2 separate regions of the Mus musculus genome follow, and region 2 is linked to region 1. The links are chromatin loops, found by intact Hi-C in ENCODE. Cell type or tissue: heart. All regions are shown on one strand. Each heading gives the region's core, and the rest is flanking DNA. Links, peaks and the distances in the headings are about the cores only. Region 1 holds the start of Pnma1 (paraneoplastic antigen MA1). Region 2 has its middle 31 kb from the start of Mideas.

Evidence for each region. A loop is a pair of places that touch in the nucleus more often than their neighbours do. Peaks named below come from ENCODE experiments on the same cell type or tissue, not always from the same donor. Only the 100,000 strongest peaks of a DNase experiment are listed, where the experiment ranks them.
Region 2: it touches region 1 in a loop (6-fold over the local background); 5 of 42 quality-filtered maps call a loop at or near these places.

Annotation. Positions count from the first base shown.
Region 1 is chr12:84,142,409-84,153,628 of GRCm38, forward strand. It overlaps Pnma1 (paraneoplastic antigen MA1), which reads right to left and starts at 6,081. Exons shown (of 1, transcript NM_027438.3): 1 at 3,723-6,081. The coding sequence starts at 5,519. The coding sequence ends at 4,458. It overlaps Mideas (mitotic deacetylase associated SANT domain protein), which reads right to left. Exons shown (of 13, transcript NM_001163501.1): 12 at 10,427-10,623; 13 at 6,760-10,153. The coding sequence ends at 9,994. It overlaps Dnal1 (dynein, axonemal, light chain 1), which reads left to right. Exons shown (of 8, transcript NM_028821.3): 8 at 1-1,109. In heart, for the core only: CTCF peaks have their summits at 5,639 and 5,841; DNase peaks (open chromatin) are centred at 5,953 and 6,063; H3K4me3 peaks cover 1,234 bases; H3K27ac peaks cover 1,505 bases.
Region 2 is chr12:84,244,238-84,255,457 of GRCm38, forward strand. No RefSeq gene overlaps it. Among named protein-coding and RNA genes, the nearest start is that of Mideas, 31 kb to the left of the region's middle. In heart, for the core only: no CTCF peak of the experiment used is centred there; a DNase peak (open chromatin) is centred at 5,164.

The DNA of each region.
Region 1 (11,220 bases), core at 2,627-7,626:
CCTTTGTGTGGGCCGAGAATGAGTCTGTGACTAATGAAGCAACAGCCGGGCAGCAGAGTCGGGTTGTGTGTGGCAGCCGACGAGGTCATGGCCCTTTACCCTTCCTTACCCAGTGTGAACAGCTGCATCAGTGATCACTCAGCCTTCCGAGTTCCATGTCTGTGTCCATCACTAACTGTAAGCAAGGAAGCAGACAGGAAAAACTATAGACTTTTAGCCTGATAGAACACAGGAGAAGTCCTAATCAGATTCTCATTGATTTCCCATATTGGGCAGATTAGAGGACCCAGACAACCAATTATGATCTGACAATTTTAACAAGAAGGAAGAGAGAATAAACTATTTTTAAAATAGATTTGCACTTTAAAATTATGAGTGTGGCTCATAGGAACGCACACAGGAGTCCGGACTCAGACTTCAACCTTTGTCCACACACGCCCGTCTTCATACTCACTTAGGATTTTCTGCCTTTCTGATTTGGGTTGTATCCGAGGTCATCCCTCTGGGAGGGTGTAAATAGCTTTTCTATTTAGAATAGAAACTTTGGTTTGGTTTAGTTTGGTTTTGGTTGTTCAAGACAGGGTTTCCCAGGCAGTCTTGGGACTTACTCTGTATGTAGACCAGGCTAGCATCAAACACAGAGATCCACCTGTCTCTGCCTCCCTAGTGCTGGAGTTAAAGACATGTACCACTACCGCCTGGCCCATATCTAGATTTAAAATTTTCTTTTTAGTGTTGTCTACATTACATGGTATGTCTCCAGTCAGTGGGAGACCCTGCCTATGACGCTGTTGCCAAGTGGGACCACTCCTGCCAATGGCCAGTGGAGAGCAGAAGGTACCCAGTCCACCTGCTTCTCTCAGGTTGTCGTTCATGGCCAGGAGCATCATTCGCAAAGCTTTGACTTCTAGATCCATGTTCATTCTGAAGAACGTTTTAACATCTGTTAATGCTTTGGTAATAATCTTTTCTACACAGGACTTTTGTAGCATGACTTTATGACTAAACTTATTGTGCATTAAATTATTTAGTAATATTGAGTTTCTGAATGTTATTTTGTGAAACTTGTTTTAAAATAGTAATAAATCATGTTATTTTATAAAAAAAAAGAAGTCCTTTGGTTACTGTATTCTAGTTAATATTAGAGTAACTTTCATGATATTTGATTTCTAAAGCAATTCAGCTTTTGAATAGTAGAATCCATGCATGTGGTGAGAGGGCCAGGGAGGAGAGAAAGGGAGAGCAACCAGGGTGCAAAGACCCTTAACTCGTATTGATTGATGATTGATTGATTGATTGATTGATTGACTGACTGACTGACTGACTGACTGACTGACTGACTGACTGACTGACTGACTGAGGCGAGGTCTCAGGTGTAGCCCTAGTTGTCGTAGAACTCACTCTGTAGACAAGGCTGTTCACAAACACAGAGATCTGCCTGCCTCTGCCTCTGCCTCTGCCTCTGCCTCTGCCTCCCAAGTGCTTGGATTAAAGGTGTGCACAGCACACAGCTGAATCAGTCTCTGCTAATTTCTTCCTCACTTAGCACTGGTGAGCATGTCCTTTGCTGACTTTCTAACTCACCCACCATTATGTGTCCACTGGAAAGAGGATTCCCACGGTCAGCAAGCTTGCCTGCCCATGATCATCCCTAGTAAAGGTTAGCCGAGAGACCCCTGAGAAACAGGGTAACCCCACAGGATCAGGAGCACCATACATTTGCCAGTGTACAGTCTGTGCTGTCAGTCAAAATGTACTTTAGTTACAGAATAAAACCGCCATGCAGTTTCTATGATCTCACTGGTCTTTGAATATACCTTTCTAAAAAAAAAATCAGAATTTAAAATTTTTTGAGCTTATAGAAAGAAAACAAATCAAATCAGTTACTTTTAATTCAGTTTTCTTGCTCAAAGGATGTGTGTCAGCATCTCAGGAGACTGAGGCAGGAGGCTAGGCAAGTTCAAGAATAGCCTAGGCTACAGAGGAAACTCAACTCAAAGAGACTGGAAAAGGGGAATGCTCACATGTTTCGTATTCCATATGAATGTATGGGCCTTACATTTAATTAAATAGTAAAATACTTTTCCTCATGGGATGCAATCAATCAGCTATATAAAGAAAGTATTCTAAACATGGTGGCACAAGCCTATATAATACCAGCCCTGGGGAACATGAGGCAGGAGATTATAAGTTCAAAACCAACCTCAGCTACATAGCAAGTTGCAGGACAGCTTCCTTTGTACAATGTGAGACTTCTAAAACAACAAACCAGAACAAGGGGCAGGCCTGCCGTACAGTGGTAAAGTGCTCGACCTGCATGCGTGTGATCTTAGCTTCACTCATTGCTACTGAAGAAAGCAATCTAGCAACCACCGAGGTGAGGTGGCATTGGCAGGACAGGGTGGGCTGGTGAGGTGTCTTGGCATGTAAAGGCTGTCACCGTAAGCTGCCAACCTGAGCTTGATCCCCCCCAGAACTACTTGGTGGAAGGACAGAGCTGATGCCTACAAGTTGTCCCGTGTCCTCCACATGTCTTTGCCCACAATCAAAGCAAGTACTATGTTCCTATGTGAAGCCAAGGATGCCGACAACATAAAAGATGCAGACTCCATCCTTGTTTTTAAGAACATATATCTAAGTGAGAGTGGTTGGTTAGCTCAGGATAGCGGAATTCGAGCTTGTATAAAAGTGTAGGAAGTCAAATCTTACGTTGAGGGACCTACGTGGTAGAAGGAGAAAATGGGTTCCTGCAAGTTGTCCTTTGACCTCCATATTCATACCATAACATATACACCAACATACATACACACAATATTTTAAAAAGAAAAATCTGGACCAACACATAAGAATATTAGCATCCACCAGCTAACAGTCACAATTAACAAATGGCAGAATGGCAGAGTCCTGTCCCCCACCCCCACCCTGCCCCGCCCCATTCTCTGCCCTGCCCCATTCACACTGGTGCATCCATGAAGCAAAACCTCAGAGATTGACAGTGCCTATTACCCCAGCTCTAGTCTCAGACCCTAAAAGAAAATTTCAGGGCATTTCCAGATTGACCCGGGAGCTCAGAGGTGGGCATCTGCAGTCACTGAAACTTATAAAATGGCTATTGGGAGACAAACACTTTGCACACAAAGTGGACTAGATCATTGTTTCTGTGCCGAAACACTGTCAGTCACACAATGACTTTAAAACAGAAAGGTTGCTAGCTAACCTAAGCCCCAATTCAATTTTTTTTATCAGATTTCATAGAAACATCTCTCTTTGGTTGTTATCTCTTGCCTTGAGGAAGTCATGTGGAAATTGAACTCACTGAAAGGTAGATGTAGTAGTGTCTGCCTAGAATCTCAGCCCCCAAGAGGTAGGCAGAAGGATCACAGGTTCAAGAGCAGTAGCCCATGCTACACAGTGAGACAGTATCTACAAGAAATAGCTAGGGGTAGTGGCTCAAACCTGTAATCCCAGGACCGCTGCAAGTTTGAGGTCAGCCTGGGCTACAGAGTGAATTTCAGGCCAGCCTCAGCTACAGAGTGGGACTGTGACAAAACAACCAAGGAACCACCCAACCAAGATGTATAGGTGACACTGCAACTTAAATTCATAGCAAGGAGGGTAATTTTTGTTTTGTTTTGTTTTGTTTTACATGAACAAAAGTCCTTGTTAGGAGAAAAATATACGGAGCTAAATTAACTGAAAAATTTTATACGTGTCAGGAAAAATGAGAATTTTCAAATTTTTATTTGTATACATCTATTCAATAACTTCAAACTTAGAACCCTTAGCGCTGACCAATTATTAAATGACTAGTCTTTGAAGTGGGGGAAGTGTAGACTGGCCACGGCCACTCCCCCTAGGACTTCTGTCTTCCACCGTGAGGAACTGATTGTGCAGCTCGGTAAAGGCCTGGTTTTTTCTAACATGCCACTTTTAGTCCGAGGATCCTTTTCAGGGAAACTGATTCCAGCGTTGAGCCGTGAGGAATTAGAAATCCGCATTTTTCAAGATGAGTAATATCTTCTAATAGAATCACATTCTTTCCATCGATACAAATTGGGAACAATTTACAGTAAAACCATCCACAGTGTTAGTAACAAACACAAGAGTTTGTACTGTACAGTCTGTGAACCTGGTGCGCGGTTAGCATCAGAACCTGCAGCTTCGCAACCACCTTGACAGGAAGTGTCACAGCTTCACGTTTGTGCACAGCTGTCAGAGATGTCGCCAGGAGGGCTGGCATCAAGCATTCACTTTAGGCAGTAAGGACCACCTTTACCGTTGCAGCTCCTGACAATCACACACTTCTGTGAATGTTACAGGAATATGCGGGCCTGACTTCCCCATCCCATCCCTCAGGAAACAAAACCAAGCCAGGAGGAGGCTGGGTGCTTGCTTTGAGTGGCAGGCTTACTAAAACGTCACAGGTATATCAAAAGCAGCCTGGCCAGTCCTAGGACTCAGAAGTGCCCCTCCAGGCCTAGCTGCAAGAGGGCGGCCTCGGCCTCCTCCTCCTCCTTCTTGGCTTCCTCCTCTCGAATCTGCACCAGTAACTGGAAGAGGTTGGGTGCAGGCCCTTCCTCAGCCCCGGCCAGCCACAACTGCCTTCGGAGGGCCCCACTGTGGTTAGCCCCAGCGATGACCTGCTCCAAGCGAGCCTGGTTCACGTTATCTTTATCAATGACCCCCTTGTCTACTACCTTTTGCAGCAGAGGCTCCAGACGGATAACATACGAAGATAACTTTTCTCCTGGGTTCTGGTAAGTGTTCAGAAATCTGACCTGTGCATCTCTAGAGCTCTCCACACTCCCAAAGACCTGCTCAAGAGCCTTCAGGCATTCTGCGGTCGTTATGGCGGCGTTGTTGGTCTTGAGGATGCGGATGACGTCAGCAGCGGGGCCTCTCAAACTCTCCATCAACCGCCGTCTCTTTTCTATATCCGACACCTGCCATTCCTCTATGATTTCATTTGAGTGCTCCAGCCAGGAATCAAAGGTTTCCTCGCCAGGCCCGGGAATGTCCTTCCCGGAGAATAACGTCAGCTTCTTATACCATATGGACTCAACAAGAGGTTGAATAACATTATCCAAAATATAGTTGAGCATCTCTGCTGGCATTTCCGGGCCTGGAGCTGGAGCAGGGTTCTGAAACCCAAGCACACGAGCAACATCTTGCACGGTCCACCCTTCCCTAGCTAGAAAGAGGTGCAGCCTTTCCAAAAAAACTGCGTCGGAAGTGGGGGGTTTAAACACCACTTTCCAGAGCCCTCCTTTGCCTGGCATCTCCCTGGGTATCAGGGAGTAATCCACTGCCCCAGTGAGCTCTAACAAGGCTGCTTTAGCATTTTCTTCCCTCCAGAACATTCTCCCCAGCACTCGATAGGATACCTGGGGCATCGCAGCTTGGAGGGTCTCTTCAATTTCGGTCTCATCACAGTTCACAGGGATCCCCCAGACCAACAGAGCTCTCTGAGAGTTCACATCCATTCCCCTGCACCAGTCTTCCAATAGTGTCATAGCCATTTCACCCAACTATTAAAAGTGCCAGTTCTACAGACACTGCTTGGACTGGCTCACGAGGCTATAGGGCCTAGGACAATACAACATGCTCTCCTCCCCCGGTAGGCCAGGGGGCGACAAGCTTCAGGCAACCACAATTACCAAAAGACACCAGAGTTCCTTCTTGTCCCTTCCGGGTCCCAAGTCAGGGTCGGGAGCCACGGGACACTCCGCCTATCACTCGAATGTCGCCCCCTTTGGTCCGGGCAGGGAGGGCTGAACTGGCTGCAGCTGTGTCTGGCGTCACCGCTTAAAGAGAGGGAGCAAGGTGGGCTCAAGACTGATGACTCCGGGCGGGAGATGGCTGGGTGCGGTCGCGGGGCGTGGCAGCTCCTCCCACCTCTCCCCGGCACGCCGGCGGGCTGAGGGTCACGCGAGGCCGTGGCTTGGCTACGTGGGGAGAGGCGGCACTCCGAGCACCGGGAACCCAAGCGGCAGGAAGCACGGGATGGGGGAGAAACTCGGCTGGAGGCAGCTCTGCCTAGCGCTTATGTCCGCGCGCTCCCGCAACGGCCGGCGTGCAGCTGCAGTGGAGGGCGGAACCGGTCCGCTTGTCTCCCCCAGTGTCACCGTGACAACTGTGTCCATGACGACGCGAGATACGCGGGCTCCAGAGGATCTGGCGGTTGCTATGGTGCCAAGAAGGGGTTTGAGGAGTCTATTCTATGACGGCGCATTTCTTTTTACACCCCCCCCCCCGCCTTCCCTGATTCTTTCTTAGCTATTGCTACGCATGCTTTATTTAATTTTGCCGTGGATTTAAGCTGGCTTTATTGATACGCATCTACCACGACGGACTTATCTCATATTGCTCATCCATTCTATGAATTCAGTCTTTAACTCTGACTTCCGGGAACCACCTGATCCCACTCTGCAACTACTTGGTTCCTCCCCACAAAACTAGGAAAGAGAATTCCATCTACTGGTTCCTGTGAGTGTCTGACTTGGCTTTCTTGTTTAAAGTGTGTGTGTGTGTGTGTGTGTGTGTGTGTGTGTGTGTGTACACAAAACCCCGTGACTACTTACCTTTGTAGCCAGGCAAACTGCAAACATATTGCCTTCTTATCCTTACTGAGTATACAAGATAGCAAAACAGAATGTTTATGGCCCCGAAAAGGCGGGTAAGTTCTCTTCAAGCAAAACAAGGCCTATCAGTCCCAGACGGCAAAAACACCCCTATAAGAATGTGGTATTCAACAATGAATTTTTTTTAAAACCTTATTTAATAAAAGGTCTTAAGATACAGAACATTCAAAAGTAAATAAGTTACATAGGTACATTACAATCACAGCAAGATTCTCTTTAGTGTATTAATTTTTTTTTTATAAAAAGCACACAAAAAATAAAATTTTCAGTCTGGTCTATCACAACTGTACACAAAGAGGTAATATTTATATTTATATATATATATATATGTACACTATTTTAATATGTAACAGTCTTTTTTAAAAAGAGTGCCACAGGCAACAAACACATGAAAGGCAGTGTCTGACCATTTTGTTTCAAAATAAAAGGAATATACTTACTTTATGCTATTAAAATATTTGTACACTAATTACAGACTGTCAAGGCTGTTCTGTGCTCCATCCTCTCCAGCAAGGCCTTTAACGTAAGAGACAAATGAGGAAAAGTTCTAACAGCTGCAATTTTTTTTTTTTTGAGGCAACAAACACAGCCAAATGTGGGTTAGACACAACTGTTTTTATATAAAAATATGCATACTTCCTGTAAAAACCTAAGGGGTTAGGCTTTGCCAGTCTAGTAATAAATAATAACCCAGAACAGTGAGCCCCAATAAAAACATTTCAACAGCTGAGGCTTGAGTACTATTGCACTCTTCCTCCTCTGTCTTTAACATCTGGCACATGAGAAGAAAGAGGTTGGGTGACTGAGGCAGTTAAATATAGGCAATCCCTTTAGACATCATGAGCACAGGGCCTCTGTGCCGGGGTGGGAGGTGGGGCGGCAAGGACGGTGGGTGGGTGGGTACTTTAGCTCTAAGGGGGCTGCTGAAGGCTTGGAGGACAGCAGTGAGGGCAAGAGACCTCAGAGATGGCCCAGAACACAGGCACGGTCAGTGTCATGGCCTTCTCTGAATGCAGGTGGAAGCTGGGGGACAGGCAGGGTGACACTGTATAGGGACGTTATTGTCAAACAGGGAGCTCTGAATAGAAAGAACAACAAAAGCCAAGCCCAGTGTGTTCGTACGAGAAAGCACCAGTAAGGACGCGCCTGCGCCAGCCTCCGGCCGCACGTGCATCTCCGCTTTGAACTAGTTCAGTTTCCACACGGGCGCGCTGGAGCATGGGCCCCTCTAAAACAGTGTCTGGTGGGATCACTACCTAAAGGTACCATCTTTATCCCCCCACCCCCACCCCGGCTATAGTCATCTGGTCTCTGTGAACTTAGAAAAGTTCTTGCTTTTTTGCTGTTTTTAATTAAGATTTCTAAGGATTAGTTGGTACCACTGAGCAGAGGAGTCTCATGTGGCTGAAGGATCTCATGTGGCTGCTATCACCTGTCCACCAAGGGGCCTGAGCCAGATATGGTTTAAATAGAAAAGAACCTTGGGAAACCTAAGTGGCACTTTGGGGCTGAGCTGTGAAGGCACGCGTTATAGAAGTGATTTAGAAGAGATCCTAAACTTGTTGCCCTCCTGCTTCTAGAGGGTACCACATTTTTGTAATCCCGGGACTTCGAGCTGATAGAAGCCTATGAAGGAAACAAACCGGGGAAACTGAAGGTTAAGGTAACTGTCTAGGTATCTAGGGGGACAGGTTTGTTATTTCCACCCGCAGCTCTCTCATAGAACCATACTAATGTGTAAATGAATGTAAGAAATACCCAATAGTCTACAGCTTCAAAACAAAACCCCATCTCTATTTCCAATTCCCAACGGGCTGTAGGCTATTTCCGCTCCTTACTAACATTCTAAACAGTCAGACACACGGTCACTTAAGACTCTCTTTTGTACAACTAAAATTAAGTGATGATATCAGAAAAGTGGCTTTAGGCCCCTACTGAACTGGAAAGCGAAGGGGACTCTAGAACATTCCAACCCTTCAGTAATTCCAAGCCAAATATGGTTTCTTCAAGCCAGAATCGAGGCTGATAACCAAAACTAGAATTCTGGCCTCTTGCCAACTCCCTCGAGCATTTGAAAGTACAGAAAAGGCAGGACAGAGACCTGCCTTTGACCTCACCCACATCTGCTGGCTTCCTGTGACTGATAACACTCCCCGCCTTCCCAGCCCGATCAGTTTCTGTCATTCCTGCGGCCAAGAGCCACAAGGTAAGGGACCCCAGGGCCATGGAACTGGGGGAGGGCTTGGGGATGCCAAAAAGGTGCCTTATTTTGGGATAAATGCACTTGGACCTCTGGAAAGCAAGAGGCCCCTGGTCCCTGAGGATGTTAAAACTTAAATATTAAAAAAAATAAATAAATAGTTCCCAAATGACAACAAGCCACAGAATGAAGGCTCCTGTCTAATCTAGTTAGGAGACATCACCCTCCCAGGGAAGAATCCAGCAAACTCCAGCATGCCGTATTGGGGGGAGGGAGGACTGTGAATATCAACATTGAGTGGGGTGCGGTGGGATCAGCTGGCAGCTACTGAGAACTCGACAGGCAAGAAGGAAGCTGGCACCAAAGAGCAGGCCAGGCCTCTCTAGGACCTGCTTGAGGCTCCTTTAGCAGCCTCCGGGACTCAAAGGTATAAAATGCTAGTCATGAGTTTGTCAAAAGATCTCTCGGGCAGAGCTCTGCATCTTCTGGCCTCTGAACAGTTCCTCTCCGTGTAGTAGGCTGAGAGCAGGGCACGAACTCCAAACTTCTGAGAAAACTTTGACAGCCCCAGACGGGCTGTTAACAAGCAGCAAAGGGGTTGAAAATAGCCCTCCGAGATACGCCTAAGGAAGTGGGGACCTCCAGACGGGATTGTTGGAGCAACTCCGGCCTGAGCATGACAGCACAAGGACAACACAGGTGTTAAGGCCACCGCTCTCTAAGGAGTCCCTCTGGGGGCTTAGATAAAAGTCTGCACAGCCTTCCAGGTCCTCTGCGGAAGGAGGAACAATGCTGCCATGGGGCGAGCTTGTGCTTGGCTTGCCGTGGTGGCTTACTAAGGACCTGGGATGAAAGAGGCACAGATGCAACAGCAGAGATCAGAGAAGCAGCTGTAGAGCTCTAGCCCATTCCAAGTGGCCCGGCCTCTCTAGGCTCCGGGAAAGCAGAACTCGGGACCAACCAGATACTGAGAGAACTGGATCCTGCAGCCCTTAACACTGTCCTTGGCCTTTGTAAATAAAAGAGCCGGTTTATTTTTCATTATCGGGTTTGTTCTGCAGAGCAAAGTCCAAGTGACCCTCTCCTGGCCCCTTCTAGAGGTTCCAGGGACTGGGGTGCTGGGGAGCCCGGCAATAGGATCCAGCAGGGTCCTCAGCCCTTCTCCCCTTCGCCGCTCTCTTCTCTCAGCGCCTGCTGATGTGCGGCGGCCGCTGCAGCCTCCTTCTCCTTCAGCCTCAGAGCTGCGGCCTTCTTCTCTTGCTCTGCGTGACTCTTCATGTGAGCACTGCGGCTCTTCACCTTGTAAAACACCCTGCGGCGGGCAGGAAGGGCTCCGATGAGAGAGTCACCCCTCCACTCTCCTCCCTCAAACCCCAGCCGGTCCACCTAGCCCCTACCCTTGCCCCGCCCACTCGGGAAGTTCCCGCCCCGCCCCTTCATATCATGCCTGCCTCATGACGCCATTACCCTGGAAACCCACTGAGCTGATCAAAAAAAGCAGATCCGGGGCCCCGCCCCCAGCAGCGTCAAAGTCCCTGCCCTAACATTAATGGGTTCCTCTGAAGACAAGGAAGGGACTTCTTACCTGCCGCACTTTTTACAAGGGAAGGTGTTCTCCTGGTTCTGGGTTTTATTAAATGCCTCGGCTTTTTTCTTCTTCTCTGTGAAAGGCAGTGCCCTTCGGGACTTCCCCGGCCCCTCCCTCGGCTTCTCTGAGGTCTGGATACCTGCAGACCCCGGGGCGTTGGGCTCATGGCTCCGGAGAATGAGAACGTCATTGGCCTGGAGACAAGCAACAAACAGGGCGTGTCTTAGAGGCAAGTGTGAAGGTGAGGTTCTGGCATCTGAAGAAACAGAGGGCCCTAAAAAGTCACACATCCCTGCCAAATGGTCAGGGACAGGACCTGCTGGCTGCTTCCAGGAGGCCTCTGCAGCTGGCACTATCACAGAGTGGCTGACACAGTAATTCTGTGCCACACTCTGGCAGCTATAGGCATCAATACTGACTCTGTGTTCACGGTTTTTGGTTTTTTTTTGTTTTGTTTTTTGACATTTAGTGCAATCATATCGCCATGCCAGAGAGACATGCGTTCACATAATGTGTTAGGTGATAGGAAGTCAGCTCCTCCAACAGGAGCCCTGTCTCCAGAAAGGGACAGATGTGGCAGTCACTTGCTGAGGAAGTACTAGGAGGGGAAAAAGAAGAGAAAGAACAGGTATCAGAGAGCAGAGGAACCATGGTGTGCACCCCAAGGACGTTTAAAGGCCTGCATTCATCTCAGGCCAGGAACCCCAAATGGCCATCAGAAGCGATAAACGTGCCCTCTGTCACCCCTCGGACAGCAGACACTGCACACTCCTGGCAGGCTGGCAGCCCAG
Region 2 (11,220 bases), core at 2,054-7,053, 100 kb after region 1:
ACCAAGGCAACTCTTATAAGGACAGCATTTAACTGGGGTTGGTTCACAGGTTCAGTCCATTATCATCAAGGCAGGAGTATAGCAGTACCTAGGCAGGCACAGGGTAGAAGGAGCTGAGAGTTCAACCATATTGTTCTGAAGGCAAACAGAAAACTGGCTTCCAGGCAGCTAGGACAAGGATATTAAAGCCCACACCCATAGTGACACACCTACTCCAACAAGGCCAAACTTCCAAATAGTGCCACTCCCTGGGGCAAGCATGTACAAACTAACCCATCTGTTAAAAACTACAAAAACTGGGCTAGTGGTGAGATGGTTCGGCAAGTAAAGGCCCTTGCTGACAAGCCTGAACTCAGAGATCTGCCTGCTTCTGCTTCCTGAGCACTGGGATTAAGGAATACAGTGGTTTTGTTTGTTTGGTTAGTTGTTTGGTTGGTGGTTTTGATTTTTCGAGGTAGGGTTTCTCTGTGTAACAACAGCACTGGCTGTCCTGGAACGCTCTTTGTAGACCAGGCTGGCCTCGAACTCACAGAGATCCTCCTGCCTCTGAGTCCTGAGAACTGTGATTAAAGGTGTGTGCACAAGACCTGGCTCATGCATCATTTTTTAATGGAAACAAATGACTACAATGACTACAATGTTTCTGTGTCTGTGGGTGAAGCTGCAGCGCTGGAGGCTGCTTCTTGGCTCCAGCTGCAGTTCTATGAATCCACAAACTGGTTGGCAAACAAAAATACACTCCTTTTATGGTTCTAGAAGCTAGGCATCCAAACTTTGGTGTAGGCATGGCCATCCTTAAAATCTGATGTGTAGGCAAGGGAGGCCATGCCCCCTCTGCTAGGTAATGGGCTTCCTCCATTCCTCGTCCTTCTCTCTAGTGGCTTGCCTGGTTTTGCTGCTTCAGTACTCTGACCTCTGCCTCCAATGTCATGTCTGCCTCTGTCTTCATAAGGCCATATTCTTGCAACTAATGTCATATTGAATTAAGGATCCATCCTATTCTGATATGACCCCATCTTAATTGCTTTGGCAAAGATTGCTTCTAGGTAAGGTCATGGTCTTAGGTAGTTGGTTTAAACCTTCAACGCATCTCTTTGGGAATGAGGAAGGGGTATTACAATGCAGTGAGCTATTACAGCTAAAACAGGATTTGGAGCCACAGTTTTAGGATGTAGTACACATTTTTAATCCCAGCACTCTAGAGGCAGAAGCAGGAGGATCTCTGAGTTTGAGGCCAGCCTGGTCTACAGAATGAGTTCCAGGACAGCTAGGGCTACACAGAGAAACCCTGTCTCAAAAAAACCCAAACAAATAAACAACAGCAAAAAGTGGTAAAAAGGCTTAGCATTGGGCATGGTGTCCTTTGCCTTCAATCCCAGCACTCAGAGGGCCCATCTCTATGAGCTGGAGGCCAGCCTGTTCTACATAGAGTGTTCCAGGACAGACGGGGCTGTACAGAGAACCTGTCTGAAATAAAATAAAAACAGGATTCAGTTTACCAGCTGACTCACAGAATCAAACTGGTTCGTGGTAGCTTGCTGCCTTTGGCCTGAGTCTGGTGACTTGTCTTGTGCTTGGGTCCCTGGTTTCACTTCAACACCTGTCCCACAGAGACACTTCCTGTCTGTCTTTCTTACTAGCTTACAAAGCCTGCCTTGTCCTCTCCTTCTCATTGTCTGAGTCTAATAGAGCAGACCCGAGCTTCCTGAGTGAACAGAATGTCTCAAACCAAGCTGAAAACAGCCTTCGCCCGTCTCTGACAAGACAGTTTCCTGGAAAAGTATGGTTTGTGCCTGGTGTGGTGCTGTACACCTGTCTGGCAGAAAGCTGAGGCAGGAAGGTAGAAAGTTTGAGGCTAGCCTAGGCCACGTAACAAGTTTCTAGGCCAGCCTGAGCTACTACTGAGTGAGATTTTGTCTTTAAAGAAAATGAGGAGTGGAGCAGAGCAGGGTGGTGCACGCCTTTAATCCCAGCGCTCGGGAGGCAGAGGCAGGTGGGAGGATCTACAGCCTGGTCTACAGAGTGAGTTCCAGGACAGCCTGGGGCTATGTTGAAGAGACTTTGTCTCCACAAAGGAAAAAAAAAAATGTGAGGGATGAGAAAAAGGAAGAAAGAGAATATGAAGTTGGGAAAGGAGCAAAGGAGGAAAGAGAGAGGGAGGAGAGATGAAGGAGGGGAGGGGAGAAGAAGAAGGTAGGCAGGGAGGGGGATGGAGGAAGAGAGAGAAAGCAAGCAAGCAAGCAAGCAAACCACAATTTCCAAAGCTCTCGATTTCCAAAGCTCTCAAGACCTTTCCCCCTGCCCACACCTGGCCAGGGAGAGCTCATAAAAACATACTAGTTCCCTCAAAACTGCTAATCCCTTTACTCAGGGGTGCTCTCAGCTCCCACCCTCCTGCCCATCCCTTTGGTTCAATTTCAGTTGCCTCTGTTTCCTGGGTTGTCACCTGCCTGGATTTCCCAGAGAGCAGTAACTCCCTCCTGGGCATTGTTTAAACCTCCTGATTGTCCCTTGCTCCTCCCTCGGAACTTGGCCAGCTAGCCACGACTGATCACCCCACCCAGGAAAATTCTCAGAGATCTAAGAACTGCCATGAGAAAGAGGGGCTCAGCCAGTGATTGAACACCCTTCAATCGTGTACTTATTTTAGTCCTTCCTGGCTTATTTATTTAATATTTTTGAGAGACAGTTAAAAACATTGGACTTGTAAAATATGACGGTTTTAGAAGAGCTAAAGGCTTGGGGCTGGGGAGATGTCTCAGTAGTTAAGAGCACAGCTGTTCTTTCAGGGACTCCGGGTCTGATGTTTTAGCACCCATATTGTGCTCACCATCTTCTGTAACTCCAGTCCCAGGGCTTCAGGGTCCTTCTGACCTCTAGGGACACTGTGGGCATACACAAGAGAGTGTAGGTACCCCGAGAAGCTAGAGGTGGGATCTCCGGTGCAGGTAGAGTCACAGGCAGTTGTACGCTGACAGGAGCTGGGAATTGAACTCTTTAATTTTTAATTTTTTAAGTTACATTTATTATTCATTTTGCTGAGGAGGGGTGCAGAAGTGCCCCTGCACCGGTATGGAGGTCAGAGTACAGCTTGCAGTTCTCTTCCACTATGTGGGTCCCCAGGTACAGAGCTCAGCTGATTATCAGCCTTGGTGGCAAGCACCTTTACCTGCTGAGCGCCCCCCATCATGTCTTTTATGTTTATAGGTGCTGGACACTGAACATAGGGCCTTACGTAGGTAAGTATTGGACCACATAGAGCTACTGTCCCCAGCCACAAGAGTTACTCACACTTAGTTTTGTGAAAGATACTCAGAATGTCAATAACCTTTGACATCCATTGTGTCAAAATCAAATACCTATGTAATAAAAGGCACATCCCAGGCTCCAGTCAGGCTGTGCCCAGACCATAACAGGCAGGCCTGCAGATGTTGACTTTGGAGGTGGTGTGAAGCTGGACAGTCTCCTCTGACCTCAGTCCTGAGGAAGAAGGAACACAGATGCAGAACCCTCAGGCAAGGCCTTGCCACTTGGTGAGCCATCAGCTCCCACAGGCCTGACCACCCTTCTGTGTCTACGGCTCCTTTTCTGCGGTTTTGGTTAATTCAGTTTTGCATCATCTGACACGAGCTTTGTGTCTGGACTTCTTCCTTATGTCTTTAAAGTTGATGGTAATATTTGTTTTTGTTTTTGTTTTTTTAGTTGTTGCTTTGGGTTTTTTTAAAAGATATATTTATTTTTATTTATATGAGTACACTGTCAGACACACCAGAAGAGGGTATCAAATCCCATTACAGATGGTTATGGGCTACCGCGTGGTTGCTGGGATTTGAACTCAAGACCTCTGGAAGAACAGTCAGTGCTCTTAACTGGTGAGCCATCTCTGCAGCCCCTGTTGCTTTGTTTTTGAAACAGGGTTTCTCTGTGTAGCCCTGGCTGTCCTGGAGCTTGCCCTGGAGACTGGGCTGGCCTCAAACCCAGAGACCTGTCTGCCTCTGCCTCTCCAGTGCTGGGATTAAAGGTGTGCACCACCACCTCCTGACTGGCACCATCATTTTCCGTTCCTAAGACTTTGTTTTTGTATGGTTCAACTCTTCAAACCTCAGCTTTCTGTTTCTTTGACCCTTTCTCAAAAGAGTCAGCAAATTCAATAATCAAACCTGCTTTTTTGTATGATTAAGTTTTCTGGAATATAGATTAGGCACCCCTGGAAGAATGGGACCCAAAGAATGATAATTTAAGTCTGATGTATCTTTTCATACAAAGTCATAACTTACATTCTTTTTTGAAAACTAGTCCTCAATGTGTAGCCCAGGATAGCCTCAAAACGATGGTCTCCCTGCCTCATTCTTTAAAGTGCTGGAATTATGGGCCAACAATTTATGCTTCTTGAACCAAACCACAAAAGAATGTAGTTAACAAGGGCTAAATTTACAGATTTCCTCAATGAGATAATTTACCTCCCTGGGGGGAAATGAGCTAAATCCTAGCCATACCAAATCTAGTCTCTCATAACACATACAACTCAAGGGCGACTCATTCACTCTTACAGATTTTTTTCTTTTTCTTTTTCCTTTTCCTTTCCTTTTTGATTTTCTTTTTCTTTTTCCTTTTCTTTTTCTTTTTCATCTTTTTCCTTTTCCTTTTCCTTTTCCTCTTCCTCTTCCTCTTCCTCTTCCTCTTCTTCTTCTTCCTCTTCCTCTTCCTCTTCCTCCTCCTCCTCCTCTTCCTCCTCTTCCTCCTCTTCTTCTTCTTCTTTGCAGACAAGGTTGAACTACCTAGCCCAGACTGGTGTCCTGCTTCTTGAGCTCCTGAGTGCTGGAATGATGGGTGCTGGCCACATTTGCTTTTTCTTTGGGTAATAATACTGTGTTTTTCTATTATATGCTTTAATAATACCATGTTGTTCTATTATATGCTTTAATAAAATTGTAGTGAGCATTATTTTACTGCAACAAGTCCTTATCCTAAATTCAAATGTATGTTCAGAATTTTTAGAACAAGCATCCAAAGGCAAACACTTGAATCTGTGCTTTGCAGAGTAACTTTAAAAATAAGCAGTCTCTAAATGGAGGCAAAGCAGGCAAGCTTCACGGGTCCTGCAGGTGGAGTCCAGCCCTACAATTTCAGGGCATGGGGCGCTTTGCCCAAGTGGACCACTCATGGTGCCTCTGCCCCCTTCTGGAAAAGTGGAGAAACTGCAGGCTCTGGCCACATGGTTCTTTAAGGCTAGGGACCCAGGAGAGATATTTGAGAACCCATTTGGAAAAATAGGCCTCATTGCTTAGAACTGTTCTGGAAGCACATGCCACGAAGCAAATAATCTTGATCCCTACCCATTTTTAAAAATACATATCTTGAGAAATTTAGTCAGACTTCGTGTAGGTATTTACATATATCGAGAGATGGTAGAAAATGTTGATTCTTTTAGAGCTCCCCACTCACATCTCTACATTGTATTGCATTGGCTTGTTTTGACTTTTTAAAAATCCTTTGATGCCCTGGAAAGCCCCTGAAAGACCCCACAAATTACTTCCTTATATTTGGGGAGCTTTTGTCTGTCTATGCTTGCCTGTTTTTCTATTATTGTTTTCTGTTCAATGTCCTTTACATTTTCAACACACACACACACACACACACACACACACACACACACACACACACACACACACACACACACTGCATAGCCTTGCCTGTCCTGGAACTCAGTCTATAGACCAGGCTAGTCTCGAACTCACCTGCCGCTGCCTCCCCAGTGCTGAGACTAACGGCATGGACCACCACTGTCTGGCTGAGCAAACACTCTTAACCACGGAGCCATCTCTCCAGCCCCTTTACACATTCTTATAAACTGTAAAACCCAAGTCATTCATATTAACCAATTCCTGTACTTTTGTGTGTGTGTGTGTGTGTGCATGTGTGTGCATGTATGCATGTGTGTGTGTGCACGTGTGTAAATCTGGAGGGCATAGGCAACCTTGTACAACTGGCTTTCTCCTGCCTTCATGAGAGCTCTGGAGATAGAACTCAGGCTTGAACTGAGCCATGTTGCTGCCCCTCTCTCTTCTGCCTCTTCTTCTTCCTGCTCCTCCTCTTCCTCCTCCTATTTCTTCTTCATTCTGTGTTCTTACTCATTTTGTGTTTTAGGGGTGCCATGGCACATGTATGGAGAGCAGAGAGCAATTTGTGGGACCTAGCTTTCTTCTTCCACCATGTAGGTCCTGGGGATAAAACTTAGGTGGTTGAGCTTTGAAGCAAGTGCTTCAATCCACTGAGCTACCCCACTGATTCCTTTATGCTTTTAAAAACTGTCTGTTCATGGTAGAAGTGGGTCATATGCACCATTTCCTCCCTGATGGGCCTGCTTGCTGTTTCTGTGTTCTGGCTTTTCTAAAATGCGGTGTTGATGCTCTTATCGATTTTTTTTTTTTTACTATGTAATCAGTAATAATATTTATTTTGTCCTTTTTACATTTTATACTTTAAGAGACTTCCCCTCAAGTCAGGTGTGGTGGCGCATGCCTATGATTCCAGCCCTTGGAAGGAGGAAACAGAAGGGCCAGGAGTTCAAGGTCACTCTCAGCCATAAGCAAGTTCAGGCTACCCTGGGCTACGTGAAACAGGCTATAGCCTGATGTGTGTGTGTGTGTGTGTGTGTGTGTGTGTGTGTGTGTGTGTGTGTGTGTGAGAGAGAGAGAGAGAGAGAGAGAGGGAGAGAGAGAGAGAGAGAGAGAGACCCTGTGAGCTGTCCTCTGTCTGCTGTGTGTGCTCTTGCCAATGACTGGCTGACTGAATAAACAAACAAGCAAATGAACTTAATTTTTAAAATCTTGAAAGACTTTTCTCCCTTAAGGTTATAATGTTATTTTCTCTCTCTCTCCCTCCCTCCCTTCCTTTCTCCCACTAATTATGGTTTTCCACTGCAGGCTTAGCTACTCCTGCTACACCACAGATTAAGTTTCTAAAGGAAGCCTTATTTGGCTCAGGGTTCTGGTTTAAGATTGAAGGGCTGGATCAGGTGATGGGCATTTTTGCCGTCAGAACTCTGCTATGAGCCTTGAGACAGAGGTCCTCACAGAGCAAGGGACAGGGAGCACGTGCCTGTGTGAGGCTCTCTCTCTCTCTGTCTCTGTCTGTCTGTCTGTCTGTCTGTCTCTCTTTCTCTCTCTCTCTCTCTCTCTCTCTCTCTCTCTCTCTCTGTGTCTCTCTTTCTCCTTAGGTGGCCATCAGCATTCACTCATAGGCCCTCGGCTCCATGGCTCTGTGTAATCCCAAACACCACCACACTAGAGTGAGATGAAATTTCCCCTTCATAATACCACATTACAGAGATTGAATTGTGTGCAGGTCTGCACAGGCGTGAATGCTATTCAGACAGCAGCAGCCATATTTCTCAGCTTCTCTGTCTATACTGCAAGTCACTATTCGTCCATGCAAGATACTTCTTGTTTGTTTGTTTATTTATTTATTTTTTTAAAAATAATTACTTTATGTGTAGATGTATGTATGTGGGCCTGAATGTATGCATGTGCACCACATACAGAGGCCAGAAGAGGGCATCAGAGCTTCTGGAGTTGAAGTTACCAGTGGTTGAAGCACCTGATGTGGGTGCTGGGAACTGAGCCCAGGTCCTCTGTAGGAACAGTGGGTGCTCTTAACCATCGGGCCACCTCTCCAGCCACTACTTGCTTGTGTCATTTCCAGGACTGCTTCCGTTTTCCCAGTATTATATAAGTACTTTACTGTTGTCAATTTTCTTTTATCAAATACTTATCCACACTGGGTTAACCAACTGAACATATCTAACTTTTGTTCTCTCTCTCTCTCTCTCTCTCTCTCTCTCTCTCTCTCTCTCTCTCTCCTCAATTTATTTTGAGACAAGGTTTCACTATATAGACCAGACTGGCCTTGAACTCACAGAGATCTGCCTGCCTCAGCCTCATGACTACTGGAATTAAAGTTGTGTGCCACAATGCCCAGTCAAACGAGTTATTTATTTATTTATTTAAAGACAGGGTCTTACTATGTAGCTCTTGCTGTCCTGGAACTCACGCTATAGACCAGGATGGCTTCAAACTTGGAGATCCATCAGCCTCTGCCTTATGAGTGGTGGGATTAAAGACATGCTCCACACCACACAGTGATTCACTTTTATTGTAATTAATTATGTGTATGTGTACCTTACATATGAGTGTGCACACGATGCAGGTGGAGGCCAGAGGCATTGGAGCTGGAGTTTAAGACAGCGGTGAGTCAGTCTATGTGGCTGCTGACTTGGAGTCTGCACAAGCAGTAGACACTCTTCATCACTGAGCCATCTCTCCAAGCTTCTTTTGTTATATTGAACCTATTAGTTTTTGAGAGGTTCTGTTGGAAAAAAAAAATCCTGATTTCTGGGCCGACGATGGCACAGTGCTTGCCCAGAATGAACAAGGCCCTGAGTCAGATCCCCAGCAACACACACACACACACACACACACACACACACACACACACACACGCACACACACAACCAAAATTAATGAATTTCTTTAAACTACAATAAAACTTCATTTGGATCCCTCCTAAAGAAAAGCCTAAGACAAGGAGACAGCAGGATGTCCCCTGTGTGAGAGGAGGTCCGAGCAAACTGGGAAGAAGAAGCAACAAAGGGTGCATTTGGGCACTGGCTGTCCCGAGACATGTGGCTCAATCTCCTTGGGGACCTTCTGAAGAACTCTGTAGAAACCACCCAGGACTTCCTGTTCGCACATAGGCAAGAGGGTCACATGTCCAGCAGTCTTGTTCTCCATTGGTACCCTACTGTAACCCCGCCTCCAGCCTCCATGTGCTCTTTCCTGTAGATAGGCTGAACAAGCCCCAAGCAGAAGGCAAGATCTTAAGACAGGAGTTTGCTGCAGTTTGAGGAAAGCCATTACTACATAGAGATGCTCTCCTCTCCCCCTGCTCCCCCCCCCCCCACCCGCTGTGAGACAGGGTTAGTCTGTGTATTTATCCTTGGCCACCCTGGAACTTACTCTGTAGACCAGGCTCGCCTCGAACTCACAGAGACCCAGCTGTAACCCTCCTGATTTAAGATTTACTTATTTATTTTTGTATATGAGTACGCTGTTTTCATGCTCTCCAAAGAAGGCATCGGTTTTCATTATAGATGGTTGTGAGCCACCACGTGGTTGCTGTAAACTGAACTCAGGACCTCTGGAAGAGCAGCCAGTGCTCTTAACCGCTGAGCCATCTCTCCAGACCTAGCTGGGATTTTCTTTATGAGGTGTTTTTGATAGTTTATTACCTAACTCATCCTCTTTTGTTTTGTTTGTTTTTCGAGACAGGGTTTCTCTGTAGCCCTGGCTGTCCTGGAACTCACTTTGTAGACCAGGCTGGCCTCGAACTCAGAAATCCTCCTGCCTCTGCTTCCCAAGTGCTGGGATTAAGCACTGAGATTAAAGGCGTGCACTACCACTGCTCGGCTTTTTTTTTCTTTCTTTCTTTCTTATAACTCAGTCTCTTTACTTGTTATGGATCGATTTCAGTTTTCTATTTCTTCTATCATATGATCTACATAGAGAACGGTCTCTGTGTACTTGTTAGGCAGTGTTCTAGAGATATTGTTAGGTTTCGTTACTTCAGGTAGGCGAGTATGTTTCCCTTTCCCTCCGCCTCCATTTCTTTTGATGTTTGGAGATGGGGTCTCACTGTGTAGCCGAGGATAAGTAGAAAAATGTCTAATGCTCTTTAATCACTTACTAAATGGCAAGAACAGTGCAAAATGGGACACAGCCATTTCCTTAGTTTAATTTCTTTGTCTTTTCTTTTTTATTTATTTTATGTGCATTGGTGTTTTGCCTGTGTGTATGTGTGAATGACAGTGTTGGATCCCCTGGAAGGGGAGGTACAGACAGTTTGCAAGCTGCCATGTGGGCGCTGGGAATTGAACTCAGGACCTCTGGAAGAGCAGCTAATGCTCTTAACCGCTGAGCCATCTCTAAAGCCGAGTGCTATCACTGAGTCCATTTTTACAAAAAGAAAGGAGCTGGGGTGTCAGAAGGCATTGTCTGACTGATACAGACAGAGCTCAAGAGGCAGCGGCTATCTTTAAGGTTTTTTTGGTTTGGTTTGGTTTGGTTTTTTTCCCCTCTTCCTTATTTCTGTGATAAAATATTTGCCAACAGGCAAAGTAAAGGAGCGAGGGCTTGTTGGGGCTTAATGGTTGGAAGGGCTACAGTCCACCATGGGGGAAGACATGGCGGAGAGACGGGAAACGCTGGTCACGTGTCATCTTCAAGGCTCACTTCCTCCATCCACTTCCTCCTCCCAAGGGTTCCACAGTGTCCCAAACTGTCACCACCTGTTGGGGACTAAGTGTGCAAACACATAGCTTGTGGAGGACATCTCATGTTGGAACCACACGACACCACTATGGCAGCAGCTGATTGCCCATTGACTGTTGACTGATCCTTGGACAAGGCACTTGGCTTCTGATGCCCAGGTTTTGACCTTTTAAATAGACTATAACTCTTGGCTGACCTGCTGTTTGCAAGCTTTTCTTTTATTGTCTTGGCTCATTTTACCACCACAGGATTTTTTTTTTAATGCCCCCCACCTCCTGGCCAGGGCCAGCTTTGGAATCTCTCCCCAGTCAGTTTCTAGATACATAAAATGTTACGGTGAGAAATGAACTCACTTGATCCCTTTTCATGGTTATATCGAACAGGATACATAGTAGTCCTGCTCGGCCATGTATCCCATAGCATGGGTGAACTTATGACCCTCTCCTGAGAGCTGGTTTTGAAAGAGGAGACAGGGAAGAAGCTTGAACACACTAAGCCCAGATTAAAGAGAAGCCACACGAGGTCATCACCCCAGAAAAGAGCAAGGGCACATGTGTCCCAGGATTTATTTGCAAGAATGTTCCTGGCATCATGTTCATAATGGACTTGAACTAGAAACAATCCTATTAATCAAGAATAGAGTGGAAAATTACAATGTAGTGTACTCGCCCTTGGAATAGAATACAACAGTGAAAGGCAATTGGGGCCACCAAGCCCTCCAGCTGCTGGAATCTCACAGACATAAAGGTATAGAACAGTGTGTACAGTGGGAATTCTTACATATGAACATCTAATATGGGCTTGAAGGAAGGGAATTTATATCACAGAAGTTGAGGTCCTATCATGAACACTGACGAGGAAGAAGGAGATCATGACAGTTCAGGGACTAGAA